Regions from separate parts of the Homo sapiens genome. Here region 2 is linked to region 1. A link is a loop called in an ENCODE intact Hi-C map of the cell type or tissue named here. Cell type or tissue: endothelial cell of umbilical vein. All regions are shown on one strand. Links, peaks and the distances in the headings refer to the core of each region. The heading gives the core; the rest is flanking DNA. Region 1 has its middle 62 kb from the start of FAM171A1. Region 2 overlaps ITGA8 (integrin subunit alpha 8).

Evidence for each region. Peaks named below come from ENCODE experiments on the same cell type or tissue, not always from the same donor. Only the 100,000 strongest peaks of a DNase experiment are listed, where the experiment ranks them.
Region 2: it touches region 1 in a loop (3-fold over the local background); 2 of 110 quality-filtered maps call a loop at or near these places.

What each region holds. Positions count from the first base shown.
Region 1 is chr10:15,429,306-15,438,192 of GRCh38, reverse strand. No RefSeq gene overlaps it. Among named protein-coding and RNA genes, the nearest start is that of FAM171A1, 62 kb to the right of the region's middle. RefSeq lists an enhancer at 3,789-4,083. In endothelial cell of umbilical vein, for the core only: a CTCF peak has its summit at 3,947 (motif pointing left); a DNase peak (open chromatin) is centred at 3,932; H3K4me3 peaks cover 399 bases.
Region 2 is chr10:15,637,491-15,646,580 of GRCh38, reverse strand. ITGA8 (integrin subunit alpha 8) reads left to right here. Exons shown (of 30, transcript NM_003638.3): 13 at 2,360-2,551. Among named protein-coding and RNA genes, the nearest start is that of ITGA8, 78 kb to the left of the region's middle. In endothelial cell of umbilical vein, for the core only: no CTCF peak of the experiment used is centred there; a DNase peak (open chromatin) is centred at 4,290.

The sequences.
Region 1 (8,887 bases), core at 888-8,887:
AGCCTCCCGAGTAGCTGGGATGACAGGCACGCACCACCACGCCCAGCCAATTTTTGCATTTTTAGTAGAGACGGGGTTTTACCATGTTGGCCAAGATGGTCTCGATCTCTTGACCTCCTGATCCTCCTGCCTCGGCCTCCCAAAGTGCTGGGATTACAGGCGTGAGCAACCATATCCAGCCTGAATAATTATTAATAACACATATCTTTACCAGGTTTATGTGAATCACTGAACAGTTTATGTCAGTAAATTTTTAATTAGTATAAATTGTTATTTCTGTTTGGAATGTTTTAGGCAAAAGTTAACTAAATTGTTTGTCATTATATAATTATAATTATATATTACATATAATTATATAAATTATATATTACATATAATTATATAAATTATATAATATAAATTATTTTATATCACTCCAAATTCTTATTGTATACTTGGAGAAAATAGTTTACTCTTTATCTACATTTCAAAAATTTTTCGCAGCCCTTCAAGATCTCTGGACATGTTGCCTCACAATTTTCTTTGTCTTCATCCACAAAATTCCCTTTTTCTCCATAATAAACTTTTCATCACCAACAATAATATTTACTGAACAGTGTACTAAACACTTTCATCTTGGACCATAACTGTTCAGATTAACATGCTGTAGGAGCTTCAGATGGCCATAAAAATCCTCTTCTCCGTTAGGTTCTTTGGTTTTTGTCTCCAAATATTTCCTTCCCATTCATTTTATCACACGCCTTTGAACACTGGATTTTTCTCTAGATCTTCGACGTGTCTCCAGTCTGGACTCCTTTTTCCATTTCAACAGCTTTTTAAATAATGCAATTGAGACCACATTAAGAAATGTTTACATTGTCAACACCCTTTAAGAATGTATATCCTTAAAATGGAGTAAATATGAAGAGACCATACTCATTCAAATCCAAAATATAAAAGCCTCCTCACATTACATCTTTGAAGTATCAACATGCCATGAAAATTTTTTGTCTTGAGATCTTTCCCAACTGGGACTTATTTAGATCTAGCAATAACTTTCACCTTTTCTTCTAAACTCAAAGGAGTCTAGGGCAGAATTTCCACATCTAGACAAAACAGAATAATCATTTTTGTTCTCTCCCAGATCTTTTTCACCCTGAATAGCACTTGCCAGCAAGATGTGAAAAGGAAAAGTTTGCAAGCTCGGACCAACCATTCTGAGGGCTTTGATCTGTCTTTGATTTTGCAGCAATTGGTGCGAATGGTAGACATCTGATTCACCTGCCTTACTCATTCCTGACGCGCACCCTATACCAGCTGCTCTCCACTGACTTTGGTAAGTGCTCTGATGAGTTTTGTTTACCCAGACTTGAGAAGGAGATGTATAAATACAAATGACTGCATAACCACATTTTAGATAAGACATCCTTAAAACGCTCATCAGTAATGTTTTAGAAACTCTTATGGCTGTAGACCAATCTTTTGGAAACAAAATTGTTTCAAGCTTTGGGAAGGCATTTAAAATAAAGAAAAAGAAAAACTAAGCAAGATGAAATAGACAAATTAAAGCAAGAGATATTTTGCCTGCCCTTTTTATTTTTTAATTTGAGATGGAGTCTTACTCTGTTGCCCAGGCTGGAGTGCAGTGGTGAGATCTCGGCTCACTGCAACCTCCACCCCCTGGGTTTAAGTGATCCTCCCAAGCAGCTGTGCGTACACGTGTGTGCCACAACGCCGAGATAATTTTTGTATTTTTAGTAGAGACAAGGTTTCGCCATGTTGGCCAGACTGGTCTCGAACTCCTGACCTCAGGTGATCCACCTACCTCGGCCTCCCAAAGTGCTGGGATTATAGGCGTGCCACTGCACCCAGCCTCGCTTGCCATTTTTAAAACAACTTTTATTCTACCCCCTTTGTACTGTTTGGACTTCTGTTTACCATGTGCGTGTGTTGCCAGGTAAAAAAGAACTATGCCTTTTGGTTTTGTTTTTTTTTTTTTTTTTTTTTTTTTTTTTTTGTGTGTGTGTGTGTGTGTGTGTGTGTGTGTTTGAGACGGAGTCTCGCTTGGCCGCCCAGGTTGGAGTGCAATGGCATGATCTCTGCTCACTGCAACCTCCACCTCCCAGGTTCAAGCGATTCTCCCGCCTCAGCCTCCTGAGTAGCTGGGTGCCATCATGCCCCGCTAATTTTTGTATTTTTGTAGAGATGGAGTTTCACCGTGTTGGTCAGGCTGGTCTCGAACTTCTGACCTCGTGATCCACCCGCCTTGGCCTCCCAAAGTGCTGGGATTACAGGTGTGAGCCACCATGCCCAGCCCCAGAACTATGCCTTTTAAAGCCAAACCATATATCTTAATTTTCTTGCTCAAAGTAAAACAGAGCACATGTTACAAAAATGGAGAAGGAGAGGCTGCTAGTGGTGAAACCAAGTCCAGCACTGCCTTGTTGGTGAACGTTAAAGATTTCGCTGGAAACCTTGTTTGGGATACTTTGTCCTCCTGCCCCCAGCCCCAGCCTCTCCCAGGCACACCCCAACCTTCCCAGTCTCTAGCCCAGATCTCCTTCCTGCTCTCAGCTGTCAACTAATCTCTGCTAAGGTGGTCCATTTTTATTTATGTTTATATTTTATTAATTATATATTTTTATTTTTTATTCTTTTTTTTAAAGACAAAGTCTTGCTCTGTTGCTCAGGCTGGGATGCAGTGGCAAGATCTTAGCTCACTGCAGCCTTGATCTCCTGAGCTCAAGTGATCCTCCCACTTCAGCCTCCTGAGTAGCTGGGACTACAGGTATGCACCACCATGCTCAGCTAATTTTTAAGTTTTTATTAGAGATGGGGGTCTCACTATTTTGCTCAGGCTGGTCTCAAACTCCTGGCATCAAGTGATCCTCTCACCTTGGCCTCCCAAGGTGCTGGCATCACAGGTGTGAACCACCACATTTGGCCTAATTTTTAAAATCTATAAATGTATGTTTAAAGCAATGGTTAACCCTCGAGCCCTCTTTAAATGGATATAACAAGGGGAAGCCCCGGTTGATGCAAGGATTCAAACCCCTCCTTAGCTTCCTCTGGTGTGAATCGGAGGCTGGCAGAGAGGGCGAGTCAACGCATACATATTTGACAAAATGCAACAGTGTCAGTATATAGAGTTCCTCAGCTATGACTGGTTAATCACTGAGGCCACAGCGTGCTATGTGTCTGGCATCCTGCTAGGAATTGAGGCTACCAAAAACAATATCTGCTGCCAGGTCTCCATCCTAGAGGAGTTCCTATGCCAGTGTGGAAGATGGGCACATAAATCAATCATGACAGTTCCATGGGGTAAGTGGCTAAGACAGAGACGTGTCCAAATGTCCCTGAATCCCAGAGAGACGCTGTCCTTGAAGGATCTTAAACAGGAAAGATATGTGGTCAAAATACCACTCCTGGCAGCACCCTGGAAGATTAGAATCCAGGAGACCAGAGTGAATGCTCTGAGGACAGCCCGGACCAGAGCACATGGTGCAAGAAAGTGAGGGAGGGGCGCTGGGAGCAGGCAGAACTAGGTCAGTCCCCCATGGGATAAGTTATCTCCATGAAGTATGCAGTGTGTGTGTGTGTGTGTGTGTGTGTGTGTGTGTGTGTGTGAGAGAGAGAGAGACAGAGAGAGAGAGAGAGATGAGGAGTGAAAGCGATGTATGGAGGAGAGAAGGATGGGGGAGAGAGACAGGGAAAGAGGGAGAAATAGGTAGAGAGAGAAAGCGTGCGCGATAGAAAGGGAAATGGAGGAAGAGAAAGAAGAGAAAGAGACGCAGAGAGGGAGGGAAGAAAGGAGGGAAATGGAGAGAGAGAAGAGAGAGAGAGAGAGAGAAAGAGAAGGGGGGGAAGGAAGGAAATGGAGAGAAAAAGAAGAGAGACGGAGAGAAAGAAAGACGGGGGAGGGAGAGGGAGAAAGAGAAAGAGAGAAAATACTGCCCTCTGGTGGCTGACGGACAAAACTGAAGAATTATTAATAGTATTGTATGTGTTAAGTTGCTCATCTCCATTCTAAAAGGTGATCCCGCTGATAATGTCAGTCTTAAAGCATATAATTGAAAAACCTGGGGGAAAAATTGTTTTAACACATTCTTATATCTGAAGTCTGTGTGCTGATCAGCGGTGATAAACACACCACAGCCTTTACTCCTTATCTCCTCACATCTTCCAGCTGTGTGAAATATAGATTGCTTGCCTGCTAGTGAACTGTCTGTATTCAAGGATGGTTTCATAATTTCTATCAATGAAACCCTTCAATAATTTAGCTAACATAACTTTGGAAAGCTCAACAATGAGTCATAAAGAAAGTTAATATTGCCATCCATCCTGCAAAATACTTTCTTTATATGTTTGTGTATATGCTTATTGGTCTCAAAGTTAAAAACAATTTTAATAAATGTTATCCCATTATTTGCTATTAAATATTTAGATTCTGTTTTTTAAAAATATTTCACTGAACTGAATTTAAACAAGAAGAGCCTGGCTTGGTGCATGCCTGTATTCCCAGCTACTCGGGAGGCTGAGGCAGGAGGATCACTTGAGTCCAGGAGTTGGAGGCTGTGGTGAACTATGATTGCACCACTGGACTCTGGCCTGGGAGACAGAGGAAGGCCCTGTCTCTAAAAAATTAAAACAGATAAATAAAGATAATTGAAAATGATTATTTTTTTAAAAAACGATACCAAGCAACCACTCAAATAATGCTCACCAGCCCCCAAAACTGTATTTGCATGTGTGAAAATGCCCAGCTTTGTAAAGGGAGTCTGTAGTCTGTGTGTGTTAATATTCCCCAGAAACCAACCCAAGGCTTAGGAAAGAATAGAGAAATTTCCCCCTATTCTATGTATATTTGTAGCCATCATTTGAAATGTCTTAGGCACCTAAACCAAGCATGAAAAGCACAGTTTCATTCCAGCTTTATGAACTTTACGTCACATTAAACCAGAAGGCTCCCTTTTCTCCTTTATGTTTCTTCCATTTCTCAAATCAATTGTCAATTCTCAATCCAGAATTTAAGGGAGAAATTTAAAGAAAAAAGGGAGATAGATAAATTTAAAGAAAAAAATGAGATAAACTTCAACAATATTACAGACTTCAATTTTTTTTGTAACAAATTGTTCGCTGAGACTGAATTTTAACCAAGAATGGAGTGAGAAAATACTATATAACTTCTTTCTGGGTTTGAGTTTTGTTTCTTGTTTTTTTGAGCAACTAGCTTTCACTGTATTTATTCTGCCTTCTCTTAACCCAGCCAAATAGCCTGGAAACTTGGAAGGATGTCTGGTTTATTTTTTATTAATTAAAGAGAACGATAAAAGATAATACAAAAGATAATTTTTCAGTTTCCTGGACTCCAATCCCGTATATACTGGATGGAATCAAAGGTAAAATTAGATTACCATTGGAGAAGGAGCAGGATCCAGAGTGCACGGGAAGTTGGCTTTGGCTTAGAAATTATTATTTTGATGCTGTAAATGTTTCAATCTGACAACTCCCCCCACTTCCCAAGATTGTCATCAAATGTAGGAAAAGAAAGAAGTGAAAAATTACCTAGAACATGTATATGTATAACTGGGAATGTTGCCTCTCATTGTTTGAAAACATGACCTTTGTCCTTGCAGGGAATTCCAAATTCCTTGCCTGGAAACACGTTCTGAAAGGAGGTACAAGAGCACTTTGCAAACTATGGGATCAAAAAAAAACTGAACATAAATCTGATCGAACTCTGACACCAGTTTTCAGAACACACAGAGAGAGAGGAGCATGTTCCACACCATGTACTCACTAAGATCCATGCTGTGAGAACCTCTGCAGCAGCGGTCCCCAACCTTTTTGGCACCAGAGACCAGTTTCATGGAAGATAATTTTTCCACAGACCGGTGGGCGGTTGGAGCGGGGCTGGGAGGAATGGTTTTGGGACGAGTCAAGTGCATTACATTTATTGTGCCCTTTATTTCTATTATTACACTGTAATGTATAATAATTTTTTTTTTCTTTTTTTGAGACGGAGTCTCGCTCTGTCGCCCAGGCTGGAGGGCAGTGGTGTCATCTCGGTTCACTGCAACCTCCGCCTTCTGGTTCAAGCAATTCTCCTGCCTCAGCCTCCCGAGTAGCTGGGATTACAGGCCCGCACCAGAACGCCAGGCTAATTTTTGTATTTTTAGTAGAGATGGGGTTTCACTATATTGGCCAGGCTGGTCTTGAACTCCTGACCTCAGGTGATGGTGAAATAATTATAAAACTCACCATAATGTAGAATCAATGGGAGCCCTGAGCTTGTTTTCCTACAACTAGATGGTCCCATTTTGGGGTGACGGGAGACAGTGACAGATCATCAAGCATTAGATTCTCATAAGGAGCACGCAACGTAGATGCATCACACACACAGTTGACAACAGGGTTCCCGCTCCTATTAGATCTAATGCCACACTGATCTGACAGGAGGCAGAGTTCAGGCAGTAATGTGAGCAATGGGGAGCAGCTGTAAATACAGAGGAGGCTTTGCTCACTCCCCCGCCACTCACCTCCTGCTGTGCCAGCCCAGTTCTTAACAGGCCATGGACTAGTACCAGTCTGTGGCCTGGGGTTTGGGACCTCCGCTCTATAGAACAAACAATCCTGTTTTTATTTTTCAATAAATAAATACCAACCAAAAAAAAAGAGAGATGGGGAGGGAACCCACCAATTGAAATATATTGAAGAAACATATCAACAATTGTGATTTATGGATCTTATTTTGGATGTGAGTCAAGCCAACCATAAAATGTTATGAGACAGTTGTGAAATTTGAACCGTGGCTGGTTATTTTATTTCAACAAGGAAAGATTGATGATTATTTTTTCAGTGTAATCATGGTGTTTTGGTTATGTTTAAAATAAGGAGTCCTCGCTGGGTGCAGTAGCTCATGCCTATAATCCCACCACTTTTGGGAGGGTGAGGGAGGATCATTTGAGCTCAGGAGTTTCAGACCAACCTGAGCAACGTAGTGAGACCCTATCTCTACAAAAATTTTAAAAATTAGCTGGGTATGGTGGCACGTGCCTATAGCCCCAACTACTCAGGAGGCTGAAGTGGGAGGATCGCTGGAGCCTGAGAGGTTGAGGTTGCAGTGAGGTGTGATCACACCACTGCACAGCAGCCTGGGTGACAGAGTGAAACCTTGTCTCAAAAAATAAAAATAAAAAATGAAGAGTTCTTATCTTTCAGAGTGTTATCCTGGAACTGAAATTTGCTTCAAATAACCTGCAGGAGTGTGATCGGTATATATGATTCAAGACTGGCTGTGAATTAGTAACTATTAAAATCGAATGACAGGACCTTAAAGGTTCATTAATCTCCCTATTTTTGTATATATTCAAAATTTTCAATATCAAAGTGTTTAAAAGCAGGGGTTTGGGGAGGATGATGAACACCTGGAGCTCTCAAACACCACAGGTAGGAGTAGGAGTAGAGGTTGTTGCCACTACTTCAAAGAGCTATTTGGCATTTTGAAGTAGAATATGTGAATGCGTAATGCTGCCATTCCACTTCTAAGTCTTATTTATTTATTACTTATGTATTTACTGAAACAGAGTCTCACTGTGTCAGCCAGACTGGAGTGCAGTGGCACGATCTTGACTCACTGCAAACTCCACCTCCTGAGTTCAAGCAATTCTCCTGCTTCAGCCTCTCGAGTAGCTGGGATTACAGGTGTGCACCACCACCCCTGGCTAATTTTTGTATTTTTAGCAGAGAAGGGGTTTTACCATGTTGGCCAGGCTGATCTCAAACTCCTGACCTCAAGTGATCCACCTTCCTGGACCTCCCAAATTGTTGGAAGTACAGGCGTGAGCCACCGCGCCTGGCCCCGACTTACAGGGTTTTAGAAGACTGAAGCTCTAAGAGGCTGAATTACCATCAAATGGCTTTTTAAGCTTCCAGTCTATTGCCTTCTAATATTTTAAAATAATTGATTCCTATAAGAAATAACACAAGCGGCCGGGTGCGGTGGCTCACGCCTGTAATCCCAGCACTTTGGGAGGCCAAGGTGGGTGGATCACGAGGTCAGGAGATCGAGAACATCCTGGCTAACACAGTGAAACCCCGTCTCTAATAAAAATACAAAAAATTAGCCGGGTGTGGTGGCAGGTGCCTGTAGTCCCAGCTACTCGGGAGGCTGAGGCTGGAGAATGGCGCCAACCCGGGAGGCGGAGCTTGCAGTGAGCCGAGATGGCGCCACTGCACTCCAGCCTGGGCAACAGAGCGAGACTCTGCCTCAAAAAGAAAGAAAGAAAAGAAAGAAAGGAAAGAAAAGAAAGAAAGAAAGAAAGAAAGAGAGAGAGAGAGAGAGAGAGAGAAAGAAAGAAAGAAAGAAAGAAAGAAAGAAAGAAAGAAAGAAAGAAAGAAAGAAAGAAAGAAAGAAAGAAAACAAGCTACAGGCCAGGGGCGGTGGCTCACACCTGTAATCCCAGCACTTTGGGAGGCTGAGGCAGGTGGATCAACTGAGGTCAGGAGTTCGACACCAGCCTGGCCAATATGGTGAAACCCCATCTCTACTAAAAATACAAAAAATAGCCGGGCTGTGGGCATGGTAGCAGGCACCTGTAATCCCAGCTACTCAGGAGGCTGAGGTGGGAGAATCGCTTGAACTCGGGAGGCGGAGATTGCAGTTAGTCAACATTGCACCACTGCATTCCAGCCTGGGTGACAGAGGGAGACCCTATCTCAAAAACAAACAAACAAAAACAACAATAAAAATAACGCAAACTACATTTAATGAGGCAACGTGATGATAAACTGTCTGCAAGGACTATAAATGTTATTTTTTTTTTTTTTTTTTTTTTTTTTTTGAGACGGAGTCTCGCTCTGTCGCCCAGGCTGGAGTGCAGTGGCGGGATCTCGGCTCACTGCAAGC
Region 2 (9,090 bases), core at 797-8,796, 210 kb before region 1:
TAACATAATTTGTTTCAATCCTAAATTTAGTATAATTGATCTCCTTGTAGAAGACACATTCGGTTATCAGAAACATCAGAAAAACCTCATTAAGCAATGTCAAAACCATACTACCTCAGAGCTCAGTCTTCAGAGCTCCAGGTAATGGTTTGAGGGTGTTACTACATTTTGAAAACCTCTAAATGAATTTTAAGAGACATTGGAAGGCCACAGGCACTCCAGGTTACAATAAAAATAAGTACATTTAGGTTTCTGCAAACTTCAAAATAACATCTCAAATGTTCAACTTTAAACTTCTCTACTTATAAGTGCTGTTTACTTGCAGAAATATTTCTTATTCAGTTTTAAGAATTAAAACTTTAAAGCCAAAGTTAATACAAAAATCGTCATTGCTCTGACGTCCAAGCAATTTTCTCACATTTGATGTTGGCTATCCTGTAATAGCTCTCAGTAGAGGCAGGAATTATTTTTAAAATTGATGTTTGGATTTGGTGACTTAAAGGTAACTAGGAAACCTTCTATATGTCAAGACAAATAAATACATGTTGATATATTAGCAAGTATCCTGACTTCTGATCAGCCTACATGGGTTATGTACAGGTTATACTGAATTTTAATTGGCACGTAGGCTTCACCTTAGTTTCAATATTTGCAACAAAGTAGTGTTAAACTCGTAGGTTAGGCTTGTAGTTCTTTAGGTTAGAATTTATGAAACCCCTCCAAGTACCCTCTCCTCAGAAAAACACACACCTTCACACAAAAGTTTGCATACATTTTCAGGACCTGAAAATGTATGCATTTTCTTAAATGCACTTCAGGTTCTTTAGTTAAGAACCGAGCATAGTGAATTTCTTGATTGAACTCAAGGAAGTAACAGGAACTTGCTGTAACAAAGTAGCCTTGGAAGTATTCACATCAGATTAGTATTCATTAGTATATTTGGCCAATGTTTCTGTTCTCTTACACATTCTTTGAAAAAAAGTTCTCAGCAACATATGGTTAGTAAATTTTAAAGTATCATAAAACAAAGTACATGTAAAAAGCTTATGGTTCCAGGGAAATTTTTTAAAAGACAAGCTTACCTTTAAGTGACTTGCTACTCTGTAAAGCTGCTCTATTCCTGATCACTCAAGTAAAATAAATAGTGCTAAATTATCTATGGAGCTGTCGTTTAAAATCATATTTTCTTCTATTTGTCTTTTCTCTCAAACCTTTAATAGTATTTTTAAAAGATAAAAGAAGCATTCTAAATGACATAAAGGGAGGTCCTAGCTTCTCTGAGCTTTGGTGTCCTTGAGTATACAAAGTAGGTAAAATCATGTGAAATTCACTGAGAGTAAACAAGGGGATGGGAGTCAAGGCAGTGACTTAGAGAAAGTTAAGAAAGTGTCGAAAGTGTTCCTTTTCGCCTGACACAAGACAATATCTTTATTTTCTACAAAAATCTGAGTTTTTAGATCATCTTTTTTTTTTTTTTTTTTTTTTTTTGAGACAGAGTCTGTCACCCAGGCTAGAGTGCAGTGGCACGATCTCAACTCACTGCTCACCACAACCTCCACCTCCCAGGTTCAAGCAATTCTCTGCCTCAGCCTCCCGAGTAGCTGGGATTACAGGCGCCCGCCACTACGCCAGGCTAATTTTTTGTATTTTTAGTAGAGATGGGGTTTTACTGTGTTAGCCAGGATGGTCTCGATCTCCTGACCTCATGATCCGCCCGCCTCGGCCTCCCAAAGTGCTGGGATTACAGGTGTGAGCCACCGCGCCAGGCCCTGGAGGCTCTTAATAAATATTTGTTGGATGGATAAAAGGCAACAAATAATTTGTCATTGCAGCAGTACTACAGAATTTTCATGGAAAACATTATAAGCCCTTTAGAGTTTCGATACTGCTTTTTGAGTATACTAAACTATTTCTGAACCATTCTTCTGTACTTAAAAAAGAAACGTCTCTATGGCCAAGCACAGTGGCTCATGCCTTTAATCCCAACAGTGTGGGAGGCTGAGGTGGGGTGATCACTTGAGGCCAGGAATTCCAGACCATCCTGGGCAACAAAGCAAGGACCCATTGCTCAAAAAAAAAAAAAAATTCTATATATATATATATATATATATATATATATATATATATATATATATATATATATATATTAGCCTGACATGGTGGTATGCACCTGTAGTCCCAGCTCCTAGAGAAGTTGAGGCAGGAGGATCACTTGAGTCCGGGAGTGTGGGGCTGCGGTGAGCCATGATCCCACCACTGCACTCCAGCTTGGGTGACAGAGTAAGGTCCTGTCTCTAAAATGAACAAATGAAGAATTAAATACATATACACATAAAACATGTTTTATGTCTGTTTTTAGACATTGCCATCGGAGTGCCTTTTGCAGGCAAGGATCAAAGAGGCAAAGTGCTCATTTATAATGGGAACAAAGATGGCTTAAACACCAAGCCTTCCCAAGTTCTGCAAGGAGTGTGGGCCTCACATGCTGTCCCTTCCGGATTTGGCTTTACTTTAAGAGGAGATTCAGACATAGACAAGAATGATTACCCAGGTAAGGTTTTCTTTCTTTTCCCACGTGAGAGTCTACGTCCTGAAATAGAGTCCATTTTCTGAAAAATGCATCATGCAAAGGCAGTTTTCTTCTACAGATGAGGCTGAAGCTTAAGCATGCCACAGGCTTTTTTAATGTACGATTCCAGAGCGACTTTCATGAGAACTTGAAGAAAGACAAACACACGCTTCCTTCTCCTGTCAAGAGACAATGATAGAAAGGCAGAATGGCTTAACAATCTGCATTGTACATAAAACTTGTCAACTTCACAACCCAAGTTTTCATTTGAAACTCCTCAATACCGCGGCTTGCACTGACATAGACAGCTTGCATCCTTTCTGGCGCAAATTATTTTAACCCTTTTGAGCTCATAGCTCCTATTATAGCATGAACCTCAACGTGTCTGTCATGAAGCTCATGTTTTTAAAGCATAAATATTTTCCAGCTTGGCCCATCATGGTGGCTCATGCCTGTAATCTCATCAGTATTTAGGAGGCCGAGGTGGGTGGATCAGTTGAGGTCAGGAGTTCGAGACCAGCCTGGCCAACATGGTAAAACCCCGTCTCTACTAATAATACAAAAATTAGCTGGGCATGGTGATGCATGCCTGTAGTCCCAGTTACTCTAGAGGCTGAGGCACAAGAATCACCTGAACCCGGGAGGCGGAGGCTGCACTGAGCCAAGATCGAGCCACTGAGCTCTAACCTGGGCGACAGAGTGAGACTGTCTCAAAAAATATATGTATCTCTTCCAGCCATATTTTGTGGTTTTCCAAAGATAGACTGAACATTTTAAAGTGGAGAAAAAAAGAACTGGTTCATGATAGGAACCATAACTATTCTTGATTTACCTAATTCACATTGAAGGCACATGGAAAGCCATGAGGCACAGGTAATTTATGTATTGTGCATGCTATATGAAGACATTGATTTGTCTTAAAAGATTATTTCACTGTCCAGGTTTTTTAGCAGAGAACATCAGACTTCTTGGTTTTAGGGTTTGATTTTCACTTTTATGTTTAAGATGGTTTCAATAAATACTTAGAAGTCATTAATAGTTAAATGACAGTTTCAACTACTTATAAAAACCTTGTCTCTTTCCACTAGCCCCTCCCCTGATTGGGAATTTTCCATATGTAGAGCTATTTTTTGGTTTGGGGCAGCATCCAGTAAGCTGACTGCCTAAATATACATCATTAATTTCAGGCCTTTGGCTTTCTTCTCTCCTCTGGGATTAGACAAAAAGGATACCGCAACATATTCTTATAAATTTGCCATAAACCTTTTATGACACTAATGGAGACGTCATAGTGGGCTCAAAGTGGATTTGGTATTATATCGTATACTAATGCTTCCTACCTGTGGCAATTTCAAGAACATCTAGTTAAATTTATTTTCTTAGGTTACATTATGCTAATCAATGGTGGTTAGTTGTTATTACTGGGGAGAGGTTTGTATACATAATATATCCAAATTTAAAATAATTCAAAAATCTAGGTCCCTTATGTAATTCCTACCCCAAAAATGTCAGGGTGATTAATGAAATTCAACTCCTGGGTTGCATTTTAGGTAAACAATTAGAAAGTTACTGCTATTTATTATGGTAGTCATAGGTCTCCTTCCCACCCTTAGTACCAGGAAAATTGACAGAAAGGCTGTGCCTTTGATGAGGCAAAGGAAATAGAGGATGTATCCATCACATAGCCAGTCCTTTGACTTCCTTCCAAGGCTAAACACGTCCCAAATGAGAGCCAGGAAGGACAGAGGCATGAGTCAACTTTTCTCCCCAGGAATACTCCCTTCAGGGAGAAAAAATTTAAAAGCAGCAGGAAGGGAAAAGGAAGCTAAAGTCTGTGCAATGTTAGTAATTGATTACCTCTTTTTTTCTTTTCCTTTTTTTTTCTGAGACGGAGTCTTACTCTGCCCTCAGGCTGGAGTGCAGTGGCACGATCTCAGCCCACTGCAACTTCCACCTCCTGGGTTCAAGCGGTCCTCCTGCCTCAGCCTCCCAAGTAGCTGGGACTACAGGCGTGTGCCACCACACTCAGCTCATTTTTGTAGTTTTAGTAGAGATGGGGTTTTACCATGTTGGCCAAGATGGTCTCAATCTCTTGACCTCGTGATCTGCCCACCTCAGCCTCCCAAAGTGGTGGGATTACAGGTGTGAGCCACCACATCAGCCGATTACCTCTTAATTATGTCTTTTTCTTCCCTTAATCAGAAATATTCACTTGAGGCCATGTGCTAGTCAACAACTTTGCTGAGTCTGATGCAAATTATAATAATCAGACATGTCAGTGCTGTGCGTCTTGTCTCTGAAGTAAATGTTCTTTACTAAGGCAGGCCCGTCAATGCTGCTTGGTTGAATTTATCCCTCAAGAGTCTTGAGGCTTTCAGAGTTCATCCATGCATCTTGGTAGACCTGGGTTCTGGCGCCAATTCTGTCTCTCAAATAGGAATATGGATATCTTGTGATTCATGATTCTATAACATTTTTCCCTGATCCTCATCCTCTAGCAAAAAGAATGCCATTCAAAGAAGCCTTTTTAACTTCATAGCAAGATCCCAGGACCTACAGAGAAGAAACTGCCTTAGAGGCAGGCGACTAGATTCTCTTATTACAGTTGATTGAAAGCTGCAGGCCAAATTCAGGAATCAGACATGTAACTTTCTTCATTTTTCTAGAAATGAATTCCATTTAGCTTTCAAAGCCTCCATTTCCACCATGGTAGAAAATGATGATCTTGCAATCACTTCTATGTTTAGATTTAGTCTTATTTAGGTAAGTATTTATTCAGATTCAAGACCCCTCAGCCAGCCGTGGTAGCATGCACCTGTAGTCCCAGCTACGCAGGCAGCTGAGGCAGGAGAACTGCTTGAACCCAGGAGGCAGAGGTTGCAGTGAGCCGATATCGCGCCACTGCACTCCAGCCTGGGCAACAGGGCGAGACTCCATCTCAGAAAAAAGACTCTTTTTCTCCACCCTGTGTAGCTACCCTCCCAAGGAATGAAATAGAAAGGGGTTTACCTGTTGTCCAGCGACTGGGAAGAGATATCTGGCTCACACCCATCATCTGCTATTATTGGCTTCAGACTAAAGGGTAGCTCAGTCCCTTGTGGCCTTTGGGGCATTGCTCAAGCTTCTGTGGCTCGTTCCATTGTCTGTGTAGTGACCTCTGCTCAAAATTTCCCTGTGTCCTGGGCCCTCTTCGTCCTCTGTTAGCCTCTTTCAGTCCCCTTTTAGCAAATGCTTCTGAGCCACTGTTAGGACTCAGACACGCACAGGCTGGGTATTCAGGTTTCTGTGATTGCCCTCAGGCTTATCTACCTAGATTTTCCTTAGCTGTTGCCAGTTTCCACCCAGGCATCTCATTGCTCCAGCCCCTGATTGAGCTGCAGTCTTGTGATGTTTTGCCTGGGAAGTAACAAAAGCCCTCTTTCCCCTAAAGGTAGTTGGATGGCATGCTTTCTAAACCCTATAGTTCAGTCAGTAAATGCTACGTTCTAGGCCTCCATGACTTGTTTTGTGATTTTTCCAAACCAGTGCTTTTTGGAACTTAAAAAGATAAACAATTTCTTTCACTCTGGGGTCCTGCTTTTTCAAATCAAAAGCACTTTGCCTTTCAAATTATGAAGTAAATACACCTGAGAGCGATAACATCAGCATACCCCAAAATGACCCTGGGTGGCACACACACCCCAATGTGGCTGGGAAATCTGAGCTACGGAATCTGGGAGTGGCCAGCCCAGAGATCCATTCCTTGTCTATGAGGAAGACCTGACACCCAGGTCGGTCCCGTGGAACACGGGCCGTAGAGGGGATTGAGGCCCTTTGTTTTTGGATTAAATGAAGGTTGCCAGGTGGAGGTTGTCAGTGGGAGAGTACTAAGTGAAGATGCTTTATAAACTGCATGCCTTTTGCAAGCGGTTGCAGTTCTCTTGCCCAGCCCTCTACCCCCGGACTCTCTGCCCTGTACGTAGGTCCTCAATGAAACCTCATGTCTCACTTGCTGGCTGTTTTTCAGCCTCTTGAACATGCTGCCATCCCCAATGGAGTTGATAAGGGTTTGCACAACACAGATTACTGTGCCTTCTGAGCTTCACAATCTATTCAACAAATTGACTTCCTCCCTCTGAAATCTATCTCATCATCCTTTATAAACAGGGGTTCGCAACCTTGGTTGCATATTAAAATCACGTGGAAAGCTTTAAAAAATCCGAATGTTCAGGCCACCCTCCAAACCAATTAAATTAGCCACTCTGGGCTGGAGCACAGACTATAGTGACATGTTTAAGTGACCCTGGTGATTCTGGTGTGCAGTACTTTGGGAATGAGTCCTCTAGAGCAGTGTTTCCCTGCTGACTGTGCAAACAGATCACCTGGGTGTGTTTATCAATTGCAGATCCTGATGCAGAGATCAAGCGGGTGGGGTGAGATTCCTCACTTAAGGTGCGGCCCTTACTGCTGGCCTTCACACCACACCATGCAATGAGCTGTAGAGTGCTGAGCTTTTCCACTGAGGCTCTGAGACTCAGTGTGCATGCATGTTATCTGTAGGGCTTGTTAATAAAGCTGAATGCACAGCACCCCTTCAGATACTGTGATGACTGACTCTGAGATGGGGATGAGAGATCTGTGCCTTTACGCAGCACCCCACTTTGAGCAAAACCACCCTAGATTCTTGGCGGCTCACTTCCAGGTCTACAGGAGTCAGATGCGCCTTTTCTCTTTTGCCAAGAACTGGTTTGCTAAGCCCTAGCATTTCATTTATTCTTTACAAGGGTGTCAAACCCACCAGCCGCTGTTCTCTCCAACATTGCCTCTGTGTGGTTCCTGCCATGGTGATGCTTGGGCACATCCCACTCAGGAAGGGGCAGGGGCAACTTTTTTTTTTTTTTAAGAGATAGGAACTTGTGCTGTCACCCAGGCTGGAGTGCAGTGGCACAAATCATAGCTCACTGCAGCCTCAAACTCCTGGGCTCTAGCGATCCTCTTACCTCAGCCTCCTAAGTGGCTGGGACCACAGGAGCAGGCCACCATACCTGGCTAATTTTTTGATTTTTTTTGTAGAGACAGGGTCTCACTATGTTGCCCAGGCTGGTTTCAAACTCCTGGCCTCAAGCGATCCTCCCGCCTCAGGCTCCCAAGAAGTTGGGATTACAGACATGAGCCACTGTGCCCAGGATCCTTTTAAAATTTACTCACAGACATACAGGCGTTCAGCTGCCCTGTTTCAAATTCTCCATTCTAAGTAGATCAGAAACAAAATTCCAAAATTTGTCACTTTACCTGGTTACCTGCAGAATTTATGAGAAAACAAATGCAAAAACAAACATTTAAAATGCTAAATGGAAACAAGTCAAACTACTTGGCATGATTAGGGAATGGAACACCCCTGAGAAGCCACACTTATCAACAGCAATGCTTTCTGATGGGGTTATGATGGGGTTGGTTTTCCCATTCTTGAGATAAACGCTTTCTCCTCATTTCAGGTGACAAAATGCTTAGCAGCTCTGTCTAAAAGAGTGGGCAGTGTTGGCTTCCCCTGGTTTTCACTGTCTGATGTAAACCCTTTTCTGTGCAGCCTATTAAGAAATCTACCTTTAATAATGGCAGGGCATACACATTGCCCCAATCATAGATAGTAGCAAACACTCTTACGTATTCTTAACACAACCTGGCTGCCTTTCACAGACAGAGGAGGGCTGATTGTGATGTTTTATGTGTACTTTTTGTGCATTATAGCTGTTTCATCTTCCAAACTGACTCAAAATAAATTAACACGGCACCTCAAATAACCGAAAACACAGACATATAAGAGGTGGTTTGGTTTATATTTATTCATTGTCAAACGATCTGTTCTGCATGCTACAGATGTTTTGTATATAATCAGGACTAGTTTTTTAGTCTTTGGAGGAAGGAATGTTAGCAAAGTGCAGGCATAGAGTCTGTTATGTTGGTAATGTTTTTTCAATTATACTAATTATTAGTGCTAATAATTAAGAGCCCAAAGCATGCCAGCCACTGCATAGAAGGTAAATACAGTGCTTATTGTAGAATATTATCGTGGAATCTCTCTCATTCACAGATATATATACTCAAACATCTATGTATGTATTTTTTATATGTACTATATATGTATGTACACAGAGTTTATAGGGTAGGATTGGATGACACCTCACTTCTTTTTGGAAAACATCAAGCCAATTTAAAAAAAAAAAAACTTTTAAAGTTAGCCGATGGGCACGGTAGCTCATGCCTGTAATCCCAATACTTTGGCAGGCCAGGGCAGGAGTTTGAAACCAACCTAGGAAATGTGCAAACCTCTTTCTCTACTAAAAATACAAAAAATTGGCCAGGCATGCTGCAGTATGCCTGCAGTTCCAGCTACTTGGGAGTCTGAAGTGGGAGAATCATCTGAGCCTGGGAAGTCTAGGCTATAGTGAGCTAAGATCTCACCACTGCACTCCAGCCTGGACAACAGGAGTGAGACCCTGTCTCAAAAACAAAAAAAAAAAAAAAAAATTTAAAGAGTCTGT